Linked DNA regions of Mus musculus: region 2 is linked to region 1. The links are chromatin contacts, found by Hi-C in ENCODE. All regions are on one chromosome and are shown on one strand. Each heading gives the region's core, a stretch centred on a gene start or an enhancer-like site at or near the end of the contact. The rest is flanking DNA. Distances are from core to core; before and after follow the strand shown. Region 1 has its middle 100 kb from the start of Spry2. Region 2 overlaps Gm29871 (a long non-coding RNA gene).

What was found. A loop is a pair of places that touch in the nucleus more often than their neighbours do.
Region 2: a loop to region 1 is called in a map of left cerebral cortex, with 2.8 times the contacts of the local background. The contact joins two enhancer-like sites. A Hi-C loop is called at or near these places in 1 of 37 maps with a recorded cell type or tissue (left cerebral cortex).

The regions. Positions count from the first base shown.
Region 1 is chr14:105,997,554-106,002,080 of GRCm38, forward strand. No RefSeq gene overlaps it. Among named protein-coding and RNA genes, the nearest start is that of Spry2, 100 kb to the left of the region's middle. Within about 2 kb of position 2,447, at least 1 of the 3 ENCODE cell types and tissues checked has a DNase peak (open chromatin) inside an H3K27ac peak, as active enhancers do; it is left cerebral cortex, where a contact is called at or near this core.
Region 2 is chr14:106,498,503-106,502,791 of GRCm38, forward strand. It overlaps Gm29871 (a long non-coding RNA gene), which reads left to right. Exons shown (of 5, transcript XR_874942.1): 3 at 2,431-2,531. Among named protein-coding and RNA genes, the nearest start is that of Gm29871, 14 kb to the left of the region's middle. Within about 2 kb of position 2,734, at least 1 of the 3 ENCODE cell types and tissues checked has a DNase peak (open chromatin) inside an H3K27ac peak, as active enhancers do; it is left cerebral cortex, where a contact is called at or near this core.

The DNA.
Region 1 (4,527 bases), core at 1,197-3,696:
AGAACAGCACACTGGGCTTATCTTCCAAGTAGATATCATTAAGGATGGTGAGGCCATGGCATTTGGGAGGGAGGGACAGCATTTCAGATAGATATAGGCTTATGTTTAGGAAGTGGATACTGAAGACAATTTTGTGAAATCACCTGTTAATGGTTTCGTCCTCTACCACAGCAGTTTCCTTTATCCAACCATCAGTTGCCACGTGAAGAAAATGTGAGTTCTTTGGGAAGTCTACCTTACCACTAATCTGTGAATAAGTCTCATTGGGAGAACAAAACTTTTATACTATTCTTAAAACGTCTAGATAAATTGGCCTTCTAGACTCAATACCTTCTCCCATTTATTTTGGCAACTCAAGGAGAGTTTTTACACCAGTCACATAAATACAATGCTCAGATCTCTTCCTGAAAACAAAACAAACAAACCTCTTCACATTTTGTCTTGTAAGCAAAGGGTTTGATTAATCCCTATAATTTCTCTTCCCTTATTATTTCAACAACACAGTGTATTCTGCCGTTCTCCCTCATCACTGTATAGGAATAGCTATTGCCATGGACTTAAATGGCTAGATGATAACCTCACCAGCCACTATACTGCAGTTCTCCTCTGACTCCATCTCTATTGGGGTCAGTTGACACAAACGTCCTCTTCCCTGCCTTTTCTACCTTGGCCTTCCAGACTGTTTTAGTCAGGGTTTGTATTCCTGTACAAAAACATCATGCCCAAGAAGCAAGTTGGGGAGGAAAGGGTTTATTCAGCTTACACTTCCACATTGCTATTCCTCACCAGAGGAAGTCAGGACTGGAACTCAAGGAGGCCAGGAAGCAGGAGCTGATGCAGACTTGATCACTAATTGAGAAAATGTCTTACGGCTGGATGTCATAGAGGCATTTCCTCAAGGGAGGTTCCTTTTTTTATAACGCTAGCCTGAGTCAAGGTAACACACAAAACCGGCCAGGACACAGACCTTGTTTCAGTGATGTTTGATTGATTCTAAATGCTTCTATCTGGTCTCTTTGTTCCTTTATGCTCCCCCAAGTTTCACCCATGCAATTTCCCTTTACCTTTGACTTTAAGTGAAGCGATCCTTACTGTAAAATGTTTTATAAATTGTAAAGAGCTCCTCTGTTACTGATAATCCCAAGAAATTACCCCCCTTTTCCACTAGTATTTTTTTTTAAATATTATTATTTTTTGTTTTTTTTGTTTTTTTTTTCCAAACAGGGTTTCTCTGTATAGCCCTGGCTGTCCTGGAACTCACTTTGTAGACCAGGCTGGCCTCGAACTCAGAAATCCGCCTGCCTCTGCCTCCCGAGTGCTGGGATTAAAGGCATGTGCCACCATGCTCAGCTTAATATTATTTCTTTATGTGTATGAGTGTTTTGCCTATATGTATGTCATTGTACTACATGAGTGCCTGTCTGGTATTTGTGGAGGTCAGAGAAGGGCATTGGATTCCCTGGAACTGGAGTTATAGATGGCTATGAGCTGCCCTGTGGGTGCTGGGAACCAAGCCTGGGTCCTCTGGAAGAGCGTTAGTGCTCTTGTCTTGAGTAGAACTTTGTGGCAATATACGACTTTCATCTCTGGTTGGAAATTTTACTTTCCCAGGTGTGTTCTTTATCTGACTGTCCAGCAGTACTGCCCTTCTTTTCCTCCCATGCTTCATTCATGAGGAATTGTCTGGTTTATTTTGAGACTCTGGAATATATAATCTCTCCTTGATCCTTCTCCAACCCCAAAATAATTTTTTTTTTTAAAAGTCATTTCTTATTTGTCAACTGGAGATGCATATTCTAAAGCAACAATTAATTCTAGAAAGCAGATGAAAAAGTTTTGCCTCAACACAATGCCCATTTTTAGCTAACAACATTTGTTTGATATAAGATAACAGACAAAAATATAATGCTAGATGTTTAGGGAATTACTGGTAGTGTCCCTTGGGACTCAAACCATCCTTACTTGGTTCTGAATTAGGACTGCACTTCTCATAGCCTGTATGTTTTGCACGGCCCTGGGGAAAGTAGAGAATCTAGAAACACAAGGATTCGTGTGGGGGTCTTAGACTCAGGAAAGTCTTTTCATTGTGTTACCTTTGGAGATTTCCTCTCTGACAGGATTGCCTAAAGGGATGAGAAATTTATTATTCATAGAGGTATCCAAAAAGAAGGTGGGGTTTGAATCTAAGGCAGATAATAATCATTCAAAATCATTACCCAAAGAGAAGGAGACTCTGAGGAAAGGAAAATGATTTTCAAATAGCACAGCATGACCGCAGGAACGAGACAGAATAATTAAAGTCAAGCCATCTCATCAGGAAAGAAACTGGTCCAGAGCGATGTGATTTATTTTCTAGACCTCGCTTCCTTAACTCATCTCTTAAATTATGGCATCCTCCAGATGTCCATTCCCGATCCACTGTTCTCACGCTGTGGACTCTCTGAGAGTGACCTCATTTCCTCTCATGAGTTTAGTTCCTGATGACTCAGTTCTCTATCTTTATCCTTGACATTTCATACAGAGTCATCCATCTGTCTACTCCATGACTCTCATAGCATTCTCTTAAAGCCCCCCAGTCAACTCCTATAAAGCAGCAATTATTCTCACCACCACAAATCTCACCCAGCCCAGCCTTCTGCCTAACACTTTATTCATATTATTCCTTTTTGTTTATTGTGTTTGCATGTGCTAAAGCCAGGCTATAAAACATCATCTTAGATATATTAAAATCCTAATTAACAACAAATCCTTATGAACTTTAACCCTTCCCCAAGAAATAACCCTTTCCTTTCTGTCACATTTTTGTTTTGGTTACAACCCCTACTATTTTGCTCTAAATGATGATAATGATATCTTTAATGACCTGTGTTCATTAACATTTGCAATGGCACCAGTACAACATGTAATTAACTTAATATGATTTTCCACATATTTAGGAATATTTCTATAACCAGGAAGGTAGAAACAGAATCTGTGAGAAGCAATGGCATGCAGTCAGCTAGCCAAGGTGGTGGATCAGAACAATATGCAGAGTACACCACCATTACAGCGTGTGTCACAGTCATCTCGGGCCTGAAAGGTACCCTCGGCTGTGTTGTTGCTGAGCAGCATAACTAGAAGTCCTTCTATACTACTTCCTCAAGCTCGAAAGTCCTGAGTGAAAGTATCAAACTGATAGTTTGATACAATATGGTAATATCATAGATATTAGTAGATAGGGGAAAAATCCTCATTTTTGGGGGGGGGGTAGTTATCATGATGCACAATGACATCTACTTTCCTGAAACTTCACATGCACACAATTTCTATTAACTGGAAATACTGAAAATTGGATAGTAGTAGTAGTACTAGTAATTTCTAATTAGTAGGATCTTCTTCCAGTCATTCAGTCATTTCTGCTTTAATCACTCTTTAACAAAAACAAAAGAAAACAAAAGGCAAAGGAAGAAAAACAAAAAGGCACTAGTTAGAAAACTGTCGGTAAGGGCTGGAGAGGTGGCTCAGGTTAAGAGCACCGACTGCTCTTCTAGAGGTACTGAGTTCAATTCCCAGCAACCACATGGTGGCTCACAACCATCTGAAATGGGATCCAATGCCCTCCTCTGGTGTCTCTGAAGACAGAGACAATATACTCATAAAATAAATAAATAAATCTTAAATGAGAGAGAGAGAGAGAGGGAGAGAGAGAGAGAGGGAGAGAGAGAGAGAGGGAGAGAGAGAGAGAGGGAGAGAGAACTGATGGTAAGATCTATTCCAGAAATCTGAAGTACACTTTTATAAAAAGTGTGATGGAATAGGCAAATCTAAGTTAGAAAATAGAAACAAACAAGTGCTGGGGAGGTGGCTCAGCAGGTAAGAGTGCTTGCTTCCCAAGCATGGTGACCTGAGTTGGTTTCTTAGACACAGGTTAAAAAAGAAAAAGCTAGGTACATTTAAAACAAAACAGTGTAGTGATGCGAATGTTTAAGGCCAGGTACCTATGGTGATGTGGGAGGTGGAGACCAGCGCACTAGTAGGGTAGGAAGCACTCAGGCCAGTTAACTTGGAGCATGTTGGACAACAGAAGCAACAGCTGTGCCTAAAAGTTGTACCTGGCCATTTTCAGACACGCCGCAGTTCACATGCACCCGAAATTATTCACACCCCCTCCCCCACAGTGAATGAATGAATAAATGCATGCATATAGACATACCTACATAAATGCATGTATACCTATATAAATATATAAATACATACACGAATACATACATACATTATATAATACATACATAAATGCAATTTGAAAATAGAAAGTAGAGACAACATATGTTCAACTTACAGAAGCATGGGATGAGATAGCACAATTGAAAGTGGTGTTGACACTTCCTTATCCAGCAATATACTGTGAGAAAAATCTAATATTTGGATGGATATAATTTATATTCTTGTAAACATTTCATGAAGATGTATAAGTAGGAGACTATGTGATTCTGGGATTTGGAGGGCAGTGCATCATTGGAAATATGTTTTTGTTACTCGTGGGGATGG
Region 2 (4,289 bases), core at 1,484-3,983, 500 kb after region 1:
GTGTATACACCACTTTGTTGTGCATTTGTTTCATTGTGCAAGTAAACCCGCAGGTTACATGTTGTTGTTACACACAGCTTGAAGTGTAGTGTGTGCCCTGAAAGGAAGGTATAGACATCCTCCTTTCAAAACAGGGCTGGGAGTAGAGAAATGAAGGAAAATGCGGCCTGGTAAATTTTGCAATCTAATCGTGAAAAAACCGGGAAGTCTTCAATTTGTTTTGAAGGTGTTGTCTTGTTTAGAAAAATTAAGTCTTGTGCAATCATTCTGTGAGGCTGCATTATGGACGAGGCAGAGGGCGCGCACTGGCACGGACTCTCACTAGAACCCGTTTTCTTGGTTCCTCCCACTTTTTTTTTTTTCATGAACACCATCACACATTCGCTCCTGAGTGAGTATATCAATCTGCTTCGTGCCACTAACTTGAGGGAATTGTCAGCCTCCTTTTCTTTAATATTCCCACTGCTTCTTTCAATACAAACAGGTAACAGTTCTAGTAATGTCCTTACAAGTTTGCCATTTGATATGAATAAGATGCGCTCCGTCAATACAATCTATACCAGCATCCCTTTTACCCATTGTTTTTGTTGGTCTGTACCCGATGCAGAGTTAGTGTTCCCAGAGCGTTTCCTTTTGATAAGACTCCAAGGTCGGTCAACGGTCTGCAGAATGTTCACTATAAAATCCTGGGAACTTTCTCCATGGTGAAGATGTTGTCATATGGACATGGTCTTGTACATAGCACTTAGCTCTGCTTAGGATATTTAGCAATTGGTCTCCTTGGTGACTGGCAGCATCCCTCCAGCTCTTCTGAGCTTTGCATGGCAGTTCTGGGAACTTAAGTCTGGGCTACCCTACTTCTCTCAACCTAAAAGCACTTGAAAGGTGCTTAGGTCAGAGATAACATTGATGGTGTCAGTCTAGTATCACAGATTTAAAATTGCATATTGGAAAAAAAATCTAACCCTCAGATTTTTAATTGGGATGGATAATAATTAGCAGAATATCGACATGATTTCAGAATCGGTGAATATTCTCAAACTTATCAGGTATTCAAAATGAATATGTCTCACTGTTCTCATCCACTCTAGGGGCAGACCCCTGCATTACCACACTCGCCACCAACAGGTCACAAAAGCCATCCTCGCAAATTTATTCTTTCTTACCTGAGAGAAATACGAACAAAACTCCATAGCATTTCTTAAAATCTGCAAATGGCTTTTGCTAGGGAGTAAATGTGTCTAAGAAAATCCCCACTTTATAGGTAGGTTAAAGAACAGGGCTTGTAAGGGATGTCAGAGTGAGGAGTCAGGAGGCCCCATTCCCCCCACCAATGAGATCAACTTTATCCAAGTGCTAACCAGAACAGGCCAGTCTTTCTGTCCCTCTGTCTTTCCCTGTGTGCTGATACAGGTTCCTCCCACCAATGAGATCAACTTTATCCAAGTGCTAACCAGAACAGGCCAGTCCTTCTGTCCCTCTGTCTTTCCCTGTGTGCTGATACAGGTTTCTTTTTGTCATTTGAAAGCAGAGACCAGGCCCTTAGACTCTGCCACTATAGGCACATTACAGTCAAAACCCCTAGCTTTCAAAACTGTTAGAAGTAAAACTCTATAAAGTATGCAGGGTATGAAATGTTTATACAGTAATGCCAAGAGACAAAGCCACCTTTCGTCATAGGCTATCTGTTTTTTTCATAATGCTATAACACTTTCCATATTAAACATGACAATAAATACAGCCGTTCACAATAGTGTCCCTAAAATAGTTTAATAAAGTGCTTGGTATTTGACATCAGAAATGCTAACGAAATATTGGTCATTAACACTATCTGGGCCACGCTGAAATTTTGGTTCTTATGTTTAATGCTTGGCTGGTCTCCTTGACACTCTTGTTAAAAGATGCACCAATCTAGAATAATGTGCTCTTCACTTGAGAGCGTGAGATACAGAAAACAATCATGGAGGACCCTCCCTAATCCTAAACACAGAAACGTAGGCTGATTACACTCAACAGACAATTGCAAGAGGTACAAAACACTTGTTCCCGGCTGTGCTTAGCAGCTGTTCAGGCTTAAGGATCTCGGCCACGATACTTATTTCTGGCCTTTCAGTTACGAGTCTGCTTAGTATTACTTAAAATGCTGGTTTTGGTATCAGAAAAATTAGAATGGAATGAACGTGGAAGCAAGCCCATAATTATCCAAACAAAACCATGATTTTTACAGAGCAATCCCTCCTGTTATTTCCACTCATTTCGAAGCAGTGTTTTAACAGAAGAGAAGGGCGCCCTCTAGTGTTCTAATGAAAGATGAGCAATTACATACGCAATTCACTTCTCAACTTGAACTTGTTTATCTTAGACTCTCAATGAAGGATGCATACGCGTCAACAACTTTCCCCATGTTAACACCGAATATTTCCTTCACAGAGTAAACTGCGAAAGAGTCAGAGGAATGAAAGAAGGTCTCCTTTTCCCACCCTCCTCAGCATCCGGGCAGCTTAAACGGCACCATGATGATGACGTTTCAGGTGACTTTAGCCTTACAGGATGCCTCGTTGTAAGTTAGATGTGTTTCTATTCCCTTCTCCCCACCTCCAACTGTATCGGTCACTCTGTTTCCAGGCTCCCTTCTGCAGCCTTTACCACCACGTTAACAGGCTGGTGTGCTGATCCCAGTACCTCAAGAGCGCGATTGTGCTGTGTTTGGAGATGATGGGTCTTTATAGTTAGATAAGAAGGGTGGGGAACCTGCCATTACTCCTGAGTCCTTATGAGGCGAGGATACAGAGAATCGTGTGTGACGTCACACCATTTGCCATTTACAAGCGAAGCAGAGGCATCTACGGAGAGAGGTCCGTTCCGCTGATACCTTGATCTTGCACTTCCAGTTTCCAGATCCACAAGGAAACATTTCTGCACTTTAAGGAATCTACATGTTTTAATTTGTTGTGATAGTCCTAGCAAGCTCACCTAGAGTTCTCTTCTTGTCCTCTGCGCAGAAAGCTGATATTCTTTTTTTTTCAAAGTATTACTTCTAATTTAGTTTTGAGAAATGAGAACGGAAGTTTAAATATTAAACGGTCAAAATAGAAAATGTGTTATTTTCAGTTTAAAAACTGAATGGTAGTAATAGAAAAAGCGTTATCTTAGCTGTGTGTCGTCCTTCTCTCTCCTGAGCCTTAACTACATCATCCTCTGCCTTCCTTTCTCTACTCCAGTCTCCTTGCACACTACCTCCTAAACGGACAAAACAGACAGATGACAGAAAATACCTCACCTCACACCACATGAATTCCCAACTCTGAAAATTACAGGGGTGTTGAAGTTATAGATATGAATCATTATGTAAAGAGAGCTAGTTGCAACTAAGCTGGACTACCTACGGAGTTCAATGTGCGCTGGACAGCATAGACCAACGCTGCAGCGTGGTTGATATACTCAGGGCCACTCCACTGAAGAACGCTGATTGTCCAGTTAGGACTGATCAGTTCTGAATAACTTACTGAGGAGGGGTGCAACCACACCATCTTTTTACCCCCATGGGTTTTGGGATCTGAGCTCAGGTTTTCATGCTAATGCCACAGTTACTGACTGAACCCTCAGTCTGATTATCATGACATTTTAATGTTCATTTATCACCATCATCACCAAGTGCTGTTTAGTCTCGATTTCCTCACTGGCTTTCTAGTCACTTAAAAGACACATCCATGGTATGTATATGACAGCACTCTCAGGGGGAACACTTGCTCTGAATGTGGACAGGGAAGTCTACATGGCTAGGGAATGGACTGGAACAAAAGGGGGCTGGGGAAGCAAGGTGAACAGAGTTCGGTGACTGCAGACGCTGAACAGCCACTGGGTGCTTCTGCTGCGACACCCTCTCTGGTTACTCACCATATCTTTATGCTGTGAGGTAGAGAAAACCTTATTTCCCTATGTCTTGGTCAGGCGTTTTGTCACAGTAGTAAGAAAAGTAGCCAATGCAGTAATCAAGAGAAAATCACATTATATACTGGACTTTGTAAAATCATTTAGTGGGATATGAATCTGTAGTCATTTACATATAGTTTTTATTTTATAGAAATGTCGTACCCTCCTCTAGATATACCTGATGAGCCAAGATCACTGATGCTCTATTTACACTAGCCAAGAAGTGAAAAGAGTGCAGGCATCTGCTAACAATGAATGAACAATGGAAGTATATGTTCACATAATGGATTGTTATTCAGCAGTCATTAAAAAGAAAATTATGAAGTTCGCAGGTAACTTGCTTGAAGCTGGAAACA